2 separate regions of the Homo sapiens genome follow, and region 2 is linked to region 1. The links are chromatin loops, found by intact Hi-C in ENCODE. Cell type or tissue: endothelial cell of umbilical vein. All regions are shown on one strand.

Evidence for each region. Peaks named below come from ENCODE experiments on the same cell type or tissue, not always from the same donor. Only the 100,000 strongest peaks of a DNase experiment are listed, where the experiment ranks them.
Region 2: it touches region 1 in a loop (8-fold over the local background); 10 of 110 quality-filtered maps call a loop at or near these places.

The regions. Positions count from the first base shown.
Region 1 is chr12:96,210,874-96,218,873 of GRCh38, reverse strand. All of the region lies in intron 1 of ELK3 (ETS transcription factor ELK3), which reads right to left. Among named protein-coding and RNA genes, the nearest start is that of ELK3, 20 kb to the right of the region's middle. In endothelial cell of umbilical vein, a CTCF peak has its summit at 3,506 (motif pointing right); DNase peaks (open chromatin) are centred at 3,543 and 6,743; H3K27ac peaks cover 5,801 bases.
Region 2 is chr12:95,915,095-95,923,094 of GRCh38, reverse strand. CCDC38 (coiled-coil domain containing 38) reads left to right here. Exons shown (of 16, transcript NM_182496.3): 3 at 4,119-4,219; 4 at 5,801-5,966. Among named protein-coding and RNA genes, the nearest start is that of CCDC38, 24 kb to the left of the region's middle. In endothelial cell of umbilical vein, a CTCF peak has its summit at 4,423; a DNase peak (open chromatin) is centred at 4,414; H3K27me3 peaks cover 1,638 bases.

The DNA of each region.
Region 1 (8,000 bases):
GATCGAGACCATCCCGGCTAACACAGTGAAACCCTGTCTCTACTAAAAATACAAAAAATTAGCCAGGCGTGGTGGCGGGCGCCTGTGGTCCCAGCTACTCGGGAGGCTAAGGCAGGAGAATGGCGTGAACCCAGGAGGTGGAGCTTGCAGTGAGGCAAGATCGCGCCACTACACTCCAGCCTAGGTGACAGAGCGAGACTCTGTCTCAAAAAAAAAAAAAAAAAATGCTTATCTTTCCCCTGCCTAGACCCCCACTTTTTTAAGATTCAGGGGGTATACATGCATGTTTGTTACATGGGTATACTGCATAATGGCGGGGATTGGGCTTCTAGCATACCCACCACCCAAATAGCGAACACTGCACCCAACAGGTAATCTGGCAGCCCTCACTCCCTCCCTCTCTCCCCACTTTTGGAGTCCCCAGTCTATTATTCCCGTCCTTATCAGACCTTATTTTGAATGTACAAAATTTTATCAGGTATTTTAATGCCATTCTTTTTGCAGAATCGAACTCTGTGCTTTCATACTGAGGCCCATCAGTCTGCTTTTAAAGGCATTGCTGCTCTTACAGGAAGAGGTGCCCCCTTCACATCTGATACTTTCTGGATTCCTCTGACCTCACCTCAACCTTGCAGCCTGCAGGGCCTTCCCGTCTCTGGCTGGTCTCTCACCATTTCTACCAGCACTGACCAGGACCATGGTCACAGGGGGCTGAGGTCCACCCACTCCTACTCCAGAGGGCAAAACCACCTGTTACTTGCCCCAACTCCTTTCCCTTTGTAATGCAGAGCTGTGATCTGCCATGGTAGAGTGAAGTTAGATGATTTAGAGCAGCTTGTCAAACGTGAATCATATGCATACCTCCTTTAAAGGAGGAGGAGGAAAAGTGATTTTCGTTCTCAGTGTTGACAAATGATTTTTTTTTTTTTTTTTTTTGAGACGGCGTCTCTCTTTGTCCCTCAGGCTGGAGTGCAGTGGTGCGATCTCGGCTCACTGCAACCTCTGCCTCCCGGGTTCAAGCGATTCTCCTGCCTCAGCCTTCCAAGTAGCTGGGACCACAGGTGCGCACCACCACGCCCAGCTAATTTTTTTGTATTTTTAGTGGAGACAGGGTTTCACCATGTTGGCCAAGATGGTCTCGATCTCCTGACCTCAGGTGATCTGCCCGCCTCGGCCTCCCAAAGTGCTGGGATTACAGGTGTGAGCCACTGTGCCCAGCTGAGGAATTGGTTTGTTAAAAAATAATTTTCAAAAGAGGGTTAAATCATGGCTCTCATACAGATATCAAAATGAACACGTTCGAGATTTTATTTCACTCATAATTCAGTAGGGAACCAGGCAGACGTTATAATGAGTTCAAAAAAGCATCTGAATAATAGAGGCATTTATAGAAGAAGAACATTGAAATAAATGCTTAAATGGAGGCAAAACTAGGGGTGGGAGTCAATGGCACTCTGTAAGACAGAATTTGGCTGTCTATAGACGAGAATTATTTCATGATCAGTTACCTATAGTCAACAACGTTGTAAAATACCTTCCAAAAAATCAGAATCACATCATCCGGAGGGAGTCTTCTCTAGAGTCAAGAATGCAGTTTTTCACTGAAGCATAATTCTTTTCTTTTCGACTAGGTCTCACTCTGTCAGCCAGGCTGGAGTGCAGTGGCACGATCTTGGCTCACTGCAGCCTCAGCCTCCTGGGGTCAAACAATCCTCCCATCTCTAGCTCCCAAGTAGCTTGGGCTACAGGTATGTGCCACCACGCCCTGCTCATTTCTTAATTTTTTGTGGAGACCATCTCTGTATGTTGCTCAGGAGTCTCCAACTCCTGGCCTGAAGCAACTCTCCTGCCTCAGCCTCTCAAAGTGCTGGGATTACAGGCATGAGCCATCGCATCCAGCTGTTTAGCTATTTTCTATAACTCAAAGCAGGTGCTAGTGAAGCACTTTTGTCTATTTGGAAGGTAAGCGCAGATTCTGGCACCTGACTCTCTGGGTTCAACAGCAAAGACTCGTCCTGTCTGGTTGTGGGACTTTGGGGAAGTTACTTAACCTTTCTGTGCCTCAGTATCCTCATAGGTAAAATGGGACTGATATGATAAAAGTATCATATCATACAGGGTTGTTGTAAGAGTTACAGAAGTTACTAATAATGCACTTAAACTACACCTGGGGCAAAGTAAGTGCTATTTAAATGTTAACTACAATTACCTTTTAAGCTACAGGGAATCCTCCTCACAGAGCTTGCTGTGGAGTCACATGGCCTTCACCAGGCTAGAAGGCATTGTGTAGCTACAGCACCCACCTGGGCTCTTTGTCCATTAGGCAATGAGCCCCACACAGGCACTGAAATCCAGGGAGACTCTTCAGCCACATGGCGACTGTGGTTTATAAGGTGACTTGGAGTATGCTTCTGTTTTGTAGTCTATCATCAAATATGAAAGCACAAAAAATCGTAAATGCTTGCAGAAAACTCAGATGCTAGGGCACTGATTCTCCGACTCCAGCTTAACAAACACTGGTTTAAATGCTGACCCTGAGGCCTCCAAGCTGTGTGACCTCAGCAAAGAGGGTCCCTGGGGCTCTCTCCTTCCCTGGGGTACATTCGGCTCCCATCTATGTGGTTTCTCTGGAGCAGGAAGGAGAGTCAAGTACATGAGAGCTGTTGGGTCAGATAGCGAAGAAAGAAAGATGTTCTAAATGACAAGCCAAGGGACAATGATGACAACACCGCTCATAGCCGCTGCAGATGGGGCCCTACAGGAGGGCATTCACGGGCTGGTCAGGGCAAAAGACACAGAGTAGAGAGGCCGAGAGTAAAACGCTTGACCTCTGGCACAGAGGGGAGGGACATTTTTGCAGACTCTGAGTGATTATTTTCTGCCCTTATTCTGTTTTCAGCTTTTTGCACTTAAAGAATGCAGTTATGAAAACAGTTTTGAGGCTAGGCGTGATAGCTCACGCCTGTAATCCTGGCACTTTGGGAGGCCGAGGTGGGTGGATCGCTTGAGCCCAGGAATTCGAGACCAGCCTGGGCAAGAGTAAGACCCCATCTCTACAAAAAATACAAAAATTAGCTGTGTCTGGTGGTCCGCGCCTGTCCACCCAGCTACTCAAGAGGCTGGGGTGAGAGGATCGCCTAAGCCTGGGAAGTAGAGGCTGCAGTGAGCTGTGATTGCACCACTGCACTCCAGCCTGGGTGACAGAGCGAGACCATCTCTCTTTAAAAAAAAAAAAAAAAAAAAAGGTTTTATGTCCCTCTTTAGTCTTTCCCATGTTTTTATTTAACTTTGATTCATTCTTTAATCCGACGGAGCCTCAAAAAGAAAGATGCTATTGACAGAAATATTGATCATTCTCATTACGCTGTGCCCGCCTCCGCCTACGTGAGAGCTGTCAGGTCACATGACACGATCCCAGCTTCAGGTGTCCCAGCTGCCTCCTGCCTCTGTCACCGAAAAGCTACTGGCCTCTTCTTGGAAGCTGACCTCCTTCCTGTCGGCCACAAGGTGGCGCCCGACGTCTTAATGTGAGCAAGGGCCGCACAGACCCCTTATGCAAAGTATGAGGTTTTTGCCTCCATTCTTAGAAGTCGAAATGCCCACTTATTTGTTCTTCTTTCTACTGATGGCAACCTAGCACTTCCCTTTGCATGTTCCTTGTTTCATTTTTACTGAGGTGGGAGTTGAGGGGGCAGAATTAGCTTTGATTTTCTTAAGCTTCTATGTGGTGGGAAATAAGAAACGAGGCAACTTAAAAAAAAAAAAAAGGCAATGAGAGCCCAAGAAAAGGAGAAAAACTTCTGGGTAAGGAATAAACAAAATAGGTGCTCATGAGGTACCCATGTCTTTTTTCGTTTGTTAAATTTTGCATGGTTAGAGAAATGAAGATGGATTTGAACACTTCTTACTGAAAATTCTGCTGAGTTCAACTCCTCTGCCAGTATCTGCTATGCATTTCCATGTCATGATACTATCATTGTCTAAGACAAAGGGTAGTAGCCATTTCATTATAGAAAATGAACCCTGTACCTCAGTCAAAGAACTGGAAGACAACATTTTATATTATTAGGGATCTGCAATAACTCAGCACAGAGTAAGTGTAAGGTATTAAGTAAATAAGGATAATATTTGAAAAAAAAACTTATACAAGTTCTGAAGTTTTTTATTATTTCTGTGAGTTGGAAGACTATTAAATTTATTTTCAAAGGACATTTAAATTATTTTGATCATTATCACTGTGTATAAAAAAGGCATGAGGCCAACTTCATGTCTCCCAAGCTTTTCATTTATTAACAAGTATTTGCATTCTGTGAATATCTACAAATTGTTCATTTTAAAAAAGGTAAACAAAAGTAGGTATTGCTCACCTATTTACTTACTCTTTACAGTCTGCAATGGTTTTTGCTGTTTTTTTTTTTGTTTGTTTGTTTTGTTTTGTTTTTTGAGACAGAGTCTTGCTCTGTCGCCCAGGCTGGAGCACAGTGGTGTGATCTCGGTTCACTGCAAGCTCCGCCTCCCAGGTTCAAGTGATTCTCGTGCCTCAGCCTCCCGAGTAGCTGGGACTACAGGCGCACACCACTGCCTCCGGCTCATTTTTGTATTTTTAGTAGAGACAGGGTTTCAGCATGTTCGCCAGGGTGGTCTCAAACTCCTGACCTCAGGTGATCCACCCACCTCGGCCTCCCAAAGTGCTGGGATTATAAGCGTGAGCCACCGTGTCTGGCCCAGTCTGCAATGTTTTTTAAATAACTCTTCCATCTTGGGAAAGAGAAAGGTTGCTGGGATTACATGCCTGTACATGTTATATCTAGCACAATGTAATATCTAGCACAATGCAAGGATTACTGGGTTTTTAATGAACGGATTACATGTCTGTAATCCCAGCACTTTGGGAGACCGAGGAGGGAGGACAGTTTGTGCCTAGGAGTTCAAGACCAGCCTGGGCAACACGAGACCCCCATCCCCACAAAAAACACAAAAGTTAGCTGGATGTGGTGACACATACCTGTAGTCCCAGCTACTTGGGGAGCTGAGGCAGGAGGATCACTTAAGCCCAGGAGTTTGAGGCTGCAGTGAGCTGTGATCACATCACTGCACCCCAGCCTGGGCAACAGAGCATGAACCTGTCTCAAAAACAAAACAAAAAAAAAGAGAGATTTTTCAGAGGAAATCACTGACAACCACTGAAATAACAACATATGCAATTTACTGTGTGTAGGAACACCCCTCTTTCCTTCTGGAACTATGCTGTCTCTGGCTAAATTAGAAGTAACTCAATTGGTTTGTCAGTGACTTTTATATGGGTGAGTAGTAAATGATGGCTTCGTTAACACTGGCTGAGAAAATGTCTTACAACCATTCGACTTTTTCCCACAGAATTCACCGCACCCCACCCTAATAACCACCATACAACCCAGCCCTATGTTATCCTACATTTTCAGAGCGGGCCCACAGTAAGACAGAAAAGGGCCTATTTCCATCCAAGGCTGCCTCGTGTGGGTACCTCTTGATCCCTAACAGTCCAAAACTTTTTAAGATTCCTGGGATAGAGTTTGTTCTTTCTGGGCTTAGAGAAGAAGAGGTGGTCAATCTGCAGGGTAAAGAAATAACTGATTGTCCCAGAAGCACACCCTATTTCTCTGTAGCACAAAGCAGCAAGGCAATTTAAATGAGATGGTGTGTGGAAAAAGCATGGCACTGCGCCAAAGGCTTATATATGTTTTAAACCTTCAACAAGGTTTCTATGCCCCCTTCGTATATGCCTTATATGAAGCCTTCCACAACACATAAACAGCTATTTATTTTTAGCCATCATTTCACTTGCATTACCCAGCACTTCCAACACAGCCCCTGACAAACAATAGGTACTCAATTAAAAGGTGTGTAATGAATCACAATTTCTTTGGCTCTCGATTTCTCTAAGATGGGTATTGTAAGATCTGACTTCACAGACTCTTCCAAAATGAGCTAAAGAGCCTAGAAAAAATAATTTTATTTTGCTTCCCCCTCCCCCGCGAGAAAGATGAACTCACTCCCTTCTCCAGTGTGATCTTCTTTGAGTCCTGTATCCCGCCACGTGGCTCACCGGTAGCCACACAGAGTGTGCACTATGCAGTCTTCAACACACACACATCTTCATTTAATCTCTTCTTTGAAAACATCAGACAAAAATTTTATTGGGTGGTTAAAGGAATATAAGCCTCCTAGATCAAAGCAGCCAACTGGTCACCCGGCCTTCCCAAATTGAGGCTGCCGTTCATTAGAGCTGCTTGGTTAACCACATCCACCTCCCCCCTATAACAACATCCCCAGGAAACAGATTTAGAAGTCCTGGGAATTGCAGGGAAAATCTTTTCAGGTAACCTTCTGTATTAAAACAGCAGACCATGTCTTGAAAGATGAGTGGGGCTATAAAAAACAGAGGTTCCTACAACCTGAGGCAGTCCCTAGGCCCCCTCAGAGTCTCACATGGAAGGACAAGCTCTGCTGACAATGCTTTTTCTTTAAACAGATGGGCTGTTCCTTCCCAGACATTTTTGGACTAAAACCTGAACATTCACTTTCTTTGCAATTGTTTTTGTTGCCTGTGTTGTTTGCATTCTCTTAATTCTAGCTTGAAGCACGTCCCGCAGTTCTCATACTTGGTAACATTCAGCTTCCTCTTCTTCTGCAGGTTGCAGGCAGGAAACTGGAAAATGGGCCACAGGAAACCTGGCCTCCTACATCTGTCCCACTTTGTCACTGCAGCTCTGGTTTCATTTTGTCTTGTGTTTTAGCTCTGTTTTAACCTTCAGTACTGCAGCCCAACTCTGCCTTCTGAAACAACACTGAGGTTCTTATCGCCCAAGAAAACTCAGAATTTTTGTTCCTCCCCAAAGTAATTAACATTGTGAATTCAACAGGGAAAAAATACTAAGCAGATTCTCCTAAACAGTAGTCATTTGGATCAGAAAAATGATTCATTAGATGTAATAAAGCTATTAATAAATCCACAATGAAAATTAAAGACTGTTTCATAATACTGGACACAGAAAAGTTTTTATTTTGTATTTCCTGTGATTAAGGTCAATGGAAAAGCACAAGTTATTTTAGGTAAATATGGTTACTAGTGGTCCAAGGCTGCCTGATGAATTTTAACTTGCTAGGCTTTGATAAATAACGTACAAAAATAAGCTACAATCATATTTCATTATAAATATCACATTGTGATATATTTCAAATTGTTTCATAATATCACAACTATTAAGTTGAACTGTAAGAAATTATTCTTTTTAGAGATCAAAACTAGTTAAATACCAGCAATCTCATATATTCAACCTAAAATATATTCACATACATAAAACTGATACACACACACACACACACACACACACACACACACACACAAACACACAATGACATCCCCAGGGCAGTTTCCTCTTCACATATTTGGTCCATGGACCTTTCTGACAATCTAAAATTCTCTAGGAAAAATATACAGCTATACAAAATACACATAATTTCACCAGGATTTATAAAACTCTAAAAATAACTTATAAATTTCAAATTAAGAGCACTGTTCTAAGAAAACGTTAGCTATTAATATATCCTCCACCACCAGCAATGCTGAGATCCCATGGAATTCTGAAGAACAGCGCCCATACCTAAAGAAATCCATTACTTTATTAAATAGGAGCTTTTCTTTTTAGTGCAATTAAATTTGATGACCACTTACTATGTACCAGGAATTGTGCTGAGTGCTTTATACATGCTGTCTAAATTTAATACTCTCAGTTGGCTGTGCCCACGAGGAACTATGACTTCGAAAGGTGAAATAAGACACTCATGGCCACATGGGTAAAATGGGCCAACAGAGCCTCATATCCAGGGGCATCTGGCTCCAAAGTCCAGGTTCTTAATCAACGCGCATATGCCCCCAGTAGAGGCTTCTTTTCTCATATGCACACTTCACTGCTGCTAAGGGAAACGTCTCATTGTAATGCGTGGGAAATACATTCCTA
Region 2 (8,000 bases), 300 kb after region 1:
CAAGCAGTGAGGCAGAAAAGAAGGGGTTACTTCCTAATTCCTCAGCCTTTTCTACTCAGACCCTCAAGAGATTGGACGAGACTCACCCACATGGATGAGGGCAGTCTACTTTACTGAGCCCACCAATTCAAATGCTAATCTCACCTGGAAATACCCTCACAGACACAACCAGAAATAACATTTAATCTGGGAACCCATGGCCCAGTCAAGTTGACGCACACAATTAACCATCACAGGCACCTGGCCCCAGGTCCTTTTGAGTCCTCAATCTCTGTGGCTACCTCCTGGTCTTCAGCCTGTTGGCTTTGCTCGTCTACACTTCTGCTGTCCCAGAGTCTAGCTGCCTGGACCCACCCTCAGCTGTTTCTACTTCATGTTTTTAAGGCCTAAAATTGTATGTGCTGCCTTGACATATTTCAGCCTCACAGGGCCCCAAAAGCCTAACCATAAATCCTCTTGCTCTTGCCAAATATGACGTCCACCTAGCAGGAAACTCTCCCGGCCTGGCTAGTTCCTCTATCAATTGGACCAGCTGCATTCCACCTGGTCTTCAACCTAATGGGTTTCACTGCACTGTCAGCCATGAAATTATTCAAACAAGTCAATCACATCCTCCTGTGGGGACCAGGGGACACCTCAGCCTTTTGTTACTACAAAGTTGCCTCCCACCACTGGTGATTCACTGTGCTCCTGAGTGCAATTCCCATGTGGCACTGCATTGCAGGCAGCATTCTCCTCCCCCAGGCTATGAGTATATATGACTTATAAACTGCTTTCAGTCTCATATGTCCAGTGTTGGGTATCATGTGTTCAGCTATCTCGTAGTATTTAGGATGGGGGATTCACTCCATCACCATCAGGGTGAATAGGAGATGATCAGAGTACTCTGTGTTGAACCCAAGACTTCCACTCTGCAATTTTCTTTCTCTCTAACTCATGACTTACAGAAAAATGTGTTTGGAGTTTCTATAATCCCAGCCACTCCCACTTTCTACACTGAATCTTTGGGCAAATGGCTGCTTCTCAGGTAGACTTTAAGCTCCAGTCCATTAATTCCTTAAACTTTGGTCCACTAGCTCTTAGTCCTGGATGTACATTACAGCCACCTGGGGGACTCTCAAAATATTCCAGTGCTGATGTTTCCTTGACAAATTAAGTCAGAATATCTGGAGGTGGGTGGAGCCAAAATGATTCTAGTGATTTGGGGCAAGAATCATTGAGTTTCTTCACAGGCCCTCTGCTTGCTGGGAGGATGTGGAGTCTTTTTGTAAGGTTGAGGTGGACATGGGATGTGGGGTAAGAGTTGGGGAATGTGTCTTCAGGAATCCTCTTCCTATCTTCCTATCTCTGATTTAAGGTGTCAACTCCAGGCTCCCAGTATTCTTGGTTATATGGTTTGGCTCTGTGTCCCTACCCAAATCTCATCTCAAATTATAAACCCCACATGTCAAAGGAGGGACCCGTAATCCCCATGTGTTGAGGGAGAGAGGTGATTGGATCATGGGGGCGTTTTCCCCCATGCTCTTGTGATAGTGAGTGAGATCTCACAAGATCTGATGGTTTTATACATGTTTGGAAGTTCCTCCTTCATGCTTCTCTCTCCTGCCACCTTGTGAAGAAGGTGCTTGCTTCCCCTTAGCCTTCTACCATGATTGTAAGTTTCCCGAGGTCTTCCCAGCTATGCAGAACTGTGAGTCAATTAAACCTCTTTCCTTTGTAAACTACCGAGTCTCAGAGAAGTTCTTTATAGCAGTGTGAAAATAGACAATTACACTTGACCTTGACTATTGGTTTTGAAAGCCAAGATTTCCATCCTGCCACATCCCAAGAGTTAGAAAGTAAGAAATAAAGAAATAAAGAGAGAGAAAGTTTTTTTGTCATATCAAATGTTATAAAGAAAAACAGGAAGTCCATGCAGAAATTCAACTGACTTTTCTTTTTCTTTTTCTTTTTCTTTTTTTTTTTTGAGATGGAGTTTCACTCTTGTTGCCCAGGCTGGAGTGCAATGGCATGATCTCGGCTCACCGCAACTTCTGCCTCCCATGTTCAAGTGATTCTCCTGACTTAGCCTCCCAAGGAGCTGGGATTACAGGCGTGAACCACCACACCCGGCTAATTTTGTATTCTTCGTAGAGATGGGGTTTCTCCACGTTGGTCACGCTGGTCTCGAACTCCCGACCTCAGGTTATCCACCCACCTCGGCCTCCGAAAGTGCTGGGATTATACGTGTGACCACTGCGCCCGGCCCTCTTTTGCTTTTTTAATGGCCAGCCTTCATTTTTTATTTAGTGTAGAACAATTATGTGCAACCATCACTACAGCCAATTTTAGAACATTTTCACTAATTCAAAAAGAAACCTGCACCCCTCAGCCATCAACCCCTAGGCCCCATCCACCCTCCAGCCCCAAGCAACTACTCACCTACTTTCTATCTCCATGAATATGCCTATTCTGGATATTTTATATAAATGGAATCATATAATGTGTGGTCCTTTGTTACTGGCTTCTTTTACTTAACATGTTTCCAATGTTCATCCATGTTGTAGCATATATTGTACTTCATTCCTTTCTCTGGGCAAATAAGAGTTCCTTGTATGGATATACTGCATTTTGTTTATCGTTAATCAGTTGATGGATATTGTATTAATCTGTTCTCATGCTGCTAATAAAGACATACCCAGGCTGGCTAATTTATAAATGAAAGAGATTTAATGGATTCACAGTTCCATATGGTTGGGGAGGCCTCATAATTATGGTGGAAAGTGAAAGAGGAGGAAAGTCACGTCTTATATGGTGGCAGGCAAGAGAGTGTGTGCAGGGGAACTCCCCTTTATAAAACCATCAGATCTCATGAGACTTATTCACTATCACGAGAACAGCACAAGAAAGAACCCCTCAACACGATTCAATTACTTTCCATTGAGTCCCTCCCATGACACATGGGAATTATAGGAGCTACAATTCAAGATGAGATTTGGATGAGGACACAGCCAATCCATATCAGATATCTAGGTTGTCTCTATTTTTTGGCTATTAAAAATAATACTGCTCTAAATATTCATGTACACGTTTTTTGTGAGCCCCTATGCTTTCATTTCTCTTTGGTATATCCTAGCAGTAGAATTTCTAGGTCATGTGGCAATTCTGTGTTCAACTTTTTAAGGAACTGCCAGATTGTTTTCCAAAGTGACTGCCCCACTTAAACATTCCTTCTAGGAGTGAATTTGGGTCCAATTTCTCCACATGCTCTCCAGCACTTTTTATTATCTTTGACTTTCTTTTTTAAGACTCTCTAATCTGGGCAGAGGCTCTCCCTAAGGGTAGTGGCTGTATCTGTTGCTGTTGAAATGGTGGTGTAAGGGTAATGGTGGTATATGTATAATGGTGAGAAGAAACATATTAATATCTCAAAATTTTATCCTACTATTTTGGTAAAGACCTCCTTATTTTATCAACTCATTCCTCATGAAGCAGTAAGAGCTATGTCGGTGCTGTGGGAAACAGACAGAGGAGCTGTGACTTCTACCCAGGAGATGTGGAGGCAAGGCTATCTGCATTCTACTGTTAAAGCAAACTAAACATGGCCTGAGAAGGACTCCATACTCCATACTTCTATATTTGAGTCCTTGTGAACGAACTGCAACCTAACTTAATAGGTAGACAAAATTAAAACCCTAACGTAGAAGTATGCCCTGTAACAATAGCTGAATCTTGGCCTAATCCCAGCAGCCGTACCTCAACCACTCATACACTGCTGAGTGCTCAAACTGTGTTCAAATAAGGCAAATGCCGAGCTGTAACCAATCCAGCTGTTTCTGTACCTCACCTGAGATTTCTGTACTTCACTTCCCTTTTTTGTCTATAAATTTGTTCTAACCATGAGATATCCCTGGAGTCTCTGACTCTGCTGTGATTCTGGGGGCTGCCCGATCCACAAATCATTCATTACTCAATTAAACTCCTTTAAATTTAATTCGGCCAAAGTTTTTCTTTTAACACTACCTTCTCAGAGATCCCTGCATCCCATTCATTCCACCCTAGCTGGTGGGAGACTTACTATTCTGGTCAGCAGAGGAAGGATGACAGAATTCATTCATTCATTCTTTCTTTTTTAACAGGTAAAGTAAAAGATGGCTCAACCAAAGAGGACAGGCCTTATAAGATCTTTTTCAGAGATCTCTTTCTTGTCAAAGAAAATGAAATGGCAGCAAAGGAAACGGTAAAGTTTAATTAAAATCACAACCCCAATTAATGTTAGAATCATATCCACTTACCTATTGCTCTTATGAACTTTGCTGGGCTGAGACATGGAGTCAACTAGACGCAGATGGTGTGTGCCCCACACCATGATGGGGAGACAGTGTGAACACAAACGACAGAAAAACATCCAGCTGACAGTAGGCAGCACAAAGATCGCCACCTAACGGAGGAAGAGAGATATACCACTGCAGTCCAGTAGGACACGTATGGTACACTGTCCTTCATTGATTCCAACACACACATCTCCACATTTTTTACATTTCTGAAATTGGTACCTAGCTTACATAGATGGGATGTCATACATCACTGGCCCTGCATAAAATAATAGCACATCTTACAATAAGTGGCATCTCAGAGTGGAGGAAATACAGTAACAGAGGCGTGCCAAAGAAATATAGAGAAAGGGGTGTTCATCTTTGTTGATGAGAAGATGGAAAAAAGGCTGTTAGTGGTGAGGAGATAAAAGGAGGTGGGTCTTCAAGAATCAGATATGGATAAGACAATGCATATGTGTGTGCTGGGGAAGGAAGAAGGGATGAAAGTAGAGGAGGGGGTGTTGTTTTCAAATTTTGTGGTATGAAGCTAGATCAATGATAAGGCTGATTTTCCCACTGTGCCTTGCAGAGTTAATCTCACCACTGCTGTGGTCATCACACCTACATCGCCTGGTTCACATTTCAGTAGATTTACTTTCTTTCTTTCCAGAGGTAAAAGTTGATTACAGGACTTTGTCTACCCTAATTAAGATAAGGAAATTATCTAGAAATGCTCAACAACAGATTCATCTGTATGCGATGGTTCCTCAGCAAGTGTTGTATGGTTTTGTGGAACATACTTAAAATTAAATTGAGAGAAGATGAATGAAATCACAAGCCTAATTTTTAAATATCTACTGGGGAGATCCCTTTCCTCTCAAGTTTTAATTCCACAGAACCAACACTTAGAATTTCCTTTTTTTTTTTTTTTTTGACAGTCTTGCTCTGTCACCCAGGCTGGAGTGCGGTGGTGTGATCTCGGCTCACTGCCACCTTTACCACCAGGTTCAAGTGATTCTTGTGCCTCAGCCTCCTGAGTAGCTGTGACTACAGGCACCCGTCACCACGCCCGGCTAATTTTTGTATTTTTAGTAGAGAGGGGTTTCTCCATCTTGATCAGGCTGGTCTTGAACTCCTGACCTCAGGTGATCTGCCCGCCTTGGACTCCCAAAGCACCAGGATTACAGACATGAGCTACCGCACCCAGCCCGGAATTTCCAAATTTTAACTGCATTTTGAGCAAGACTAAATTGTGAAAATGAAGCTGAGAGGACATTTTCCAGTCTTGTATTTGTGATGTACATATTTAATAAAAGTTAAATGATCTCAGCTTCATATGAGAAGGAAACTAAAACAACACACATTCCTTCAAAGAGAAGAACCTGGGGTTGTTTTTTTAATGTTAAGATTTTTGTTGCAAATGTTATTTTTATATATAATCACTAATTTTAAGATAACATACTTTGGTATATTAAAAATTCTTTTCAACTTTTCCACTTGGGCAGGAAAAATTTATGAACCGTAACATGAAAGTCTACCAGAAAACTACTTTTTCATCCAGAATGAAGAGTCATTCATACCTGAGCCAACTAGCTTTCTACCCTAAAAGGAGTGGTAGGTCATTTGAAAAGTTTGGGCCAGGTCCTGCTCCGATTCCTAGATTAATAGAAGGTGAGTCTAAATTACTCTTTAAGAACATCATTTTGAATATTTACTATTAATGTCAGGTTTGGGAGCTTTGTTGGAGGGTGATTAAAACAGACAGTATGCTCTCTTATAATGGTAGGGAGTCTTAGTACATGGGGATTGAGAGTTAGGAGAAATTCTATGTTAAATAAGAAAACATACTTTTCCAAGATGACTGTTACTCATTTTCATAACCGTCCTCCCAGGAGGACAGTTACTGCCAAAAGAATGTAGTATTAAAGTTTGCAAAAGCGGATAAAATGTAAAGGTAATAGCTCTGGCCATTCATACTCAGTTCTAGATGTCAAACTTAGAAGTTTCTAAAGATAAAAAAGCCTTGATATCCAAGCCAAAGAACTCATGCATCCAGAATGAGGAAGCTAATAAAATTAAATGAGCTTACCTAATGTTGCAAATACCTAATCTGGTTTTAGTGACCTTTGGAGGCAACATATTAAAATACTATAAGATGATCATTACTACTCAACAAAAGAAGGCAATCTGATTATCAAAAATGACAAGTAGGGGGTATCCTACTTGTCAAACCAAGTAGTGCCTATAGATGAGATAGAAAGTACTTTGAAGTTAATGAAAATAAAGTGATTAATGCTAGGATGATGGAGTCTAAAATCTTCCCCCAAAATGAATGTTTTCCAAATTGTTAAATTAAAAAGTTTAAAATAAGAAGGGAAAAAAGGAAGGAAGGAAGGAAGGAAGGAAGGAAGGAAGGAAGGCAGGCAGGCAACTTAAAAAAATTTTCTCTGGATCCCAAAGCCCATGCACTTTCTCAAACTGTAAAAAAATTTTTCAGAGAACAAGCAAACCACTTAGGGAAGGGCTTTGGAGTCAATAATTAATGTAGGAAAAGGAAGCCATGTTAACTTATTCAGAAGAGCTTCCAAGTGCATATATAATTGTATGTAAAAGCAGCAAATGATAGGCAGCAAGGTGATGCCAGGGACTGTACCACAAGTTCTAGGGCATATCTACGTTCAATCACATGCCTCATAGTTCGCCTCCGTAGAGTGGTAAACCTTAGGTCATCAAGAGCATTTACAATTACATGTGATATGTTTTAGAAAGAGTTCTACACCAAGTGGCTGGTTTAAAATACCCAGGACACTCCAGCAGTTCTTAAATAACTCAGAAGTATGGCTTTGCAGATGACCCCATTCAACAGCATTGCTATTTAACAGAGAAGTTACCGGTCTCTTAAAAGTAGGTGTCTTGGATGAATTTTGGGTACAAAGGAAAAACAAAGTAAATGGCATAGGGTCAACTCTTCAAAAGGAAACAGTAAAATTGTTTGGCATTATCCAAGGCAATTTGGGCTCTGTCAGCAATGGAAACCAGATTGTCAGTTTCTGCCAATTGCACAGATAAGCAATTTGGACATTTTAACTTAAAATATAGAAGTCACCCTCAGACTGTATTTCCAATCAGGAGCTGATTTGAGTGAAAACCTTACTCCTCAAACTTGCATCCCCTGCCTGAATCCTGATTGAAAACAAACCTACATGAAAGCAAAATGAGCAAGCAACCACACGCTGGGAGGTTAGGTGACTTTAATTTTTTGTGTATGCAGTAAGTGGCAAACTGCTCGGTGCCCATCAAAGAAATCACATGCACAACTAAGTGTCAGAGACAGATCAGTCTGCCTACATGAGAGAAGTGCCATTTCCATCTTCGCACAGCGAGCAGCCTGACTCTGGTTTTGCTCTCAAAGCACAACACCTGGGATAGTTGCAGGACTCTCTGTTGCAGTATTCTATGTCCTCAGATCTCTCAAGCTGGTCTTTACATCCCCAGAGAGTGGTGGAGGTGCCCTCAGGTCTAGGAATGTTAATGCTTTGGGAGGGCTTTATTAATTCATGGCCTCTTGGTTCAAAGATCTGCCTGATAGCTAGAATAGCCAAAATGGGAAACTCACTATAACGAGTCTACTTAGAGTTGAAGAATAAAATTCTATCAACTCAGCCAGAGAGTACCATGTCAAAGTAAGCTGAAATGGTGAATATG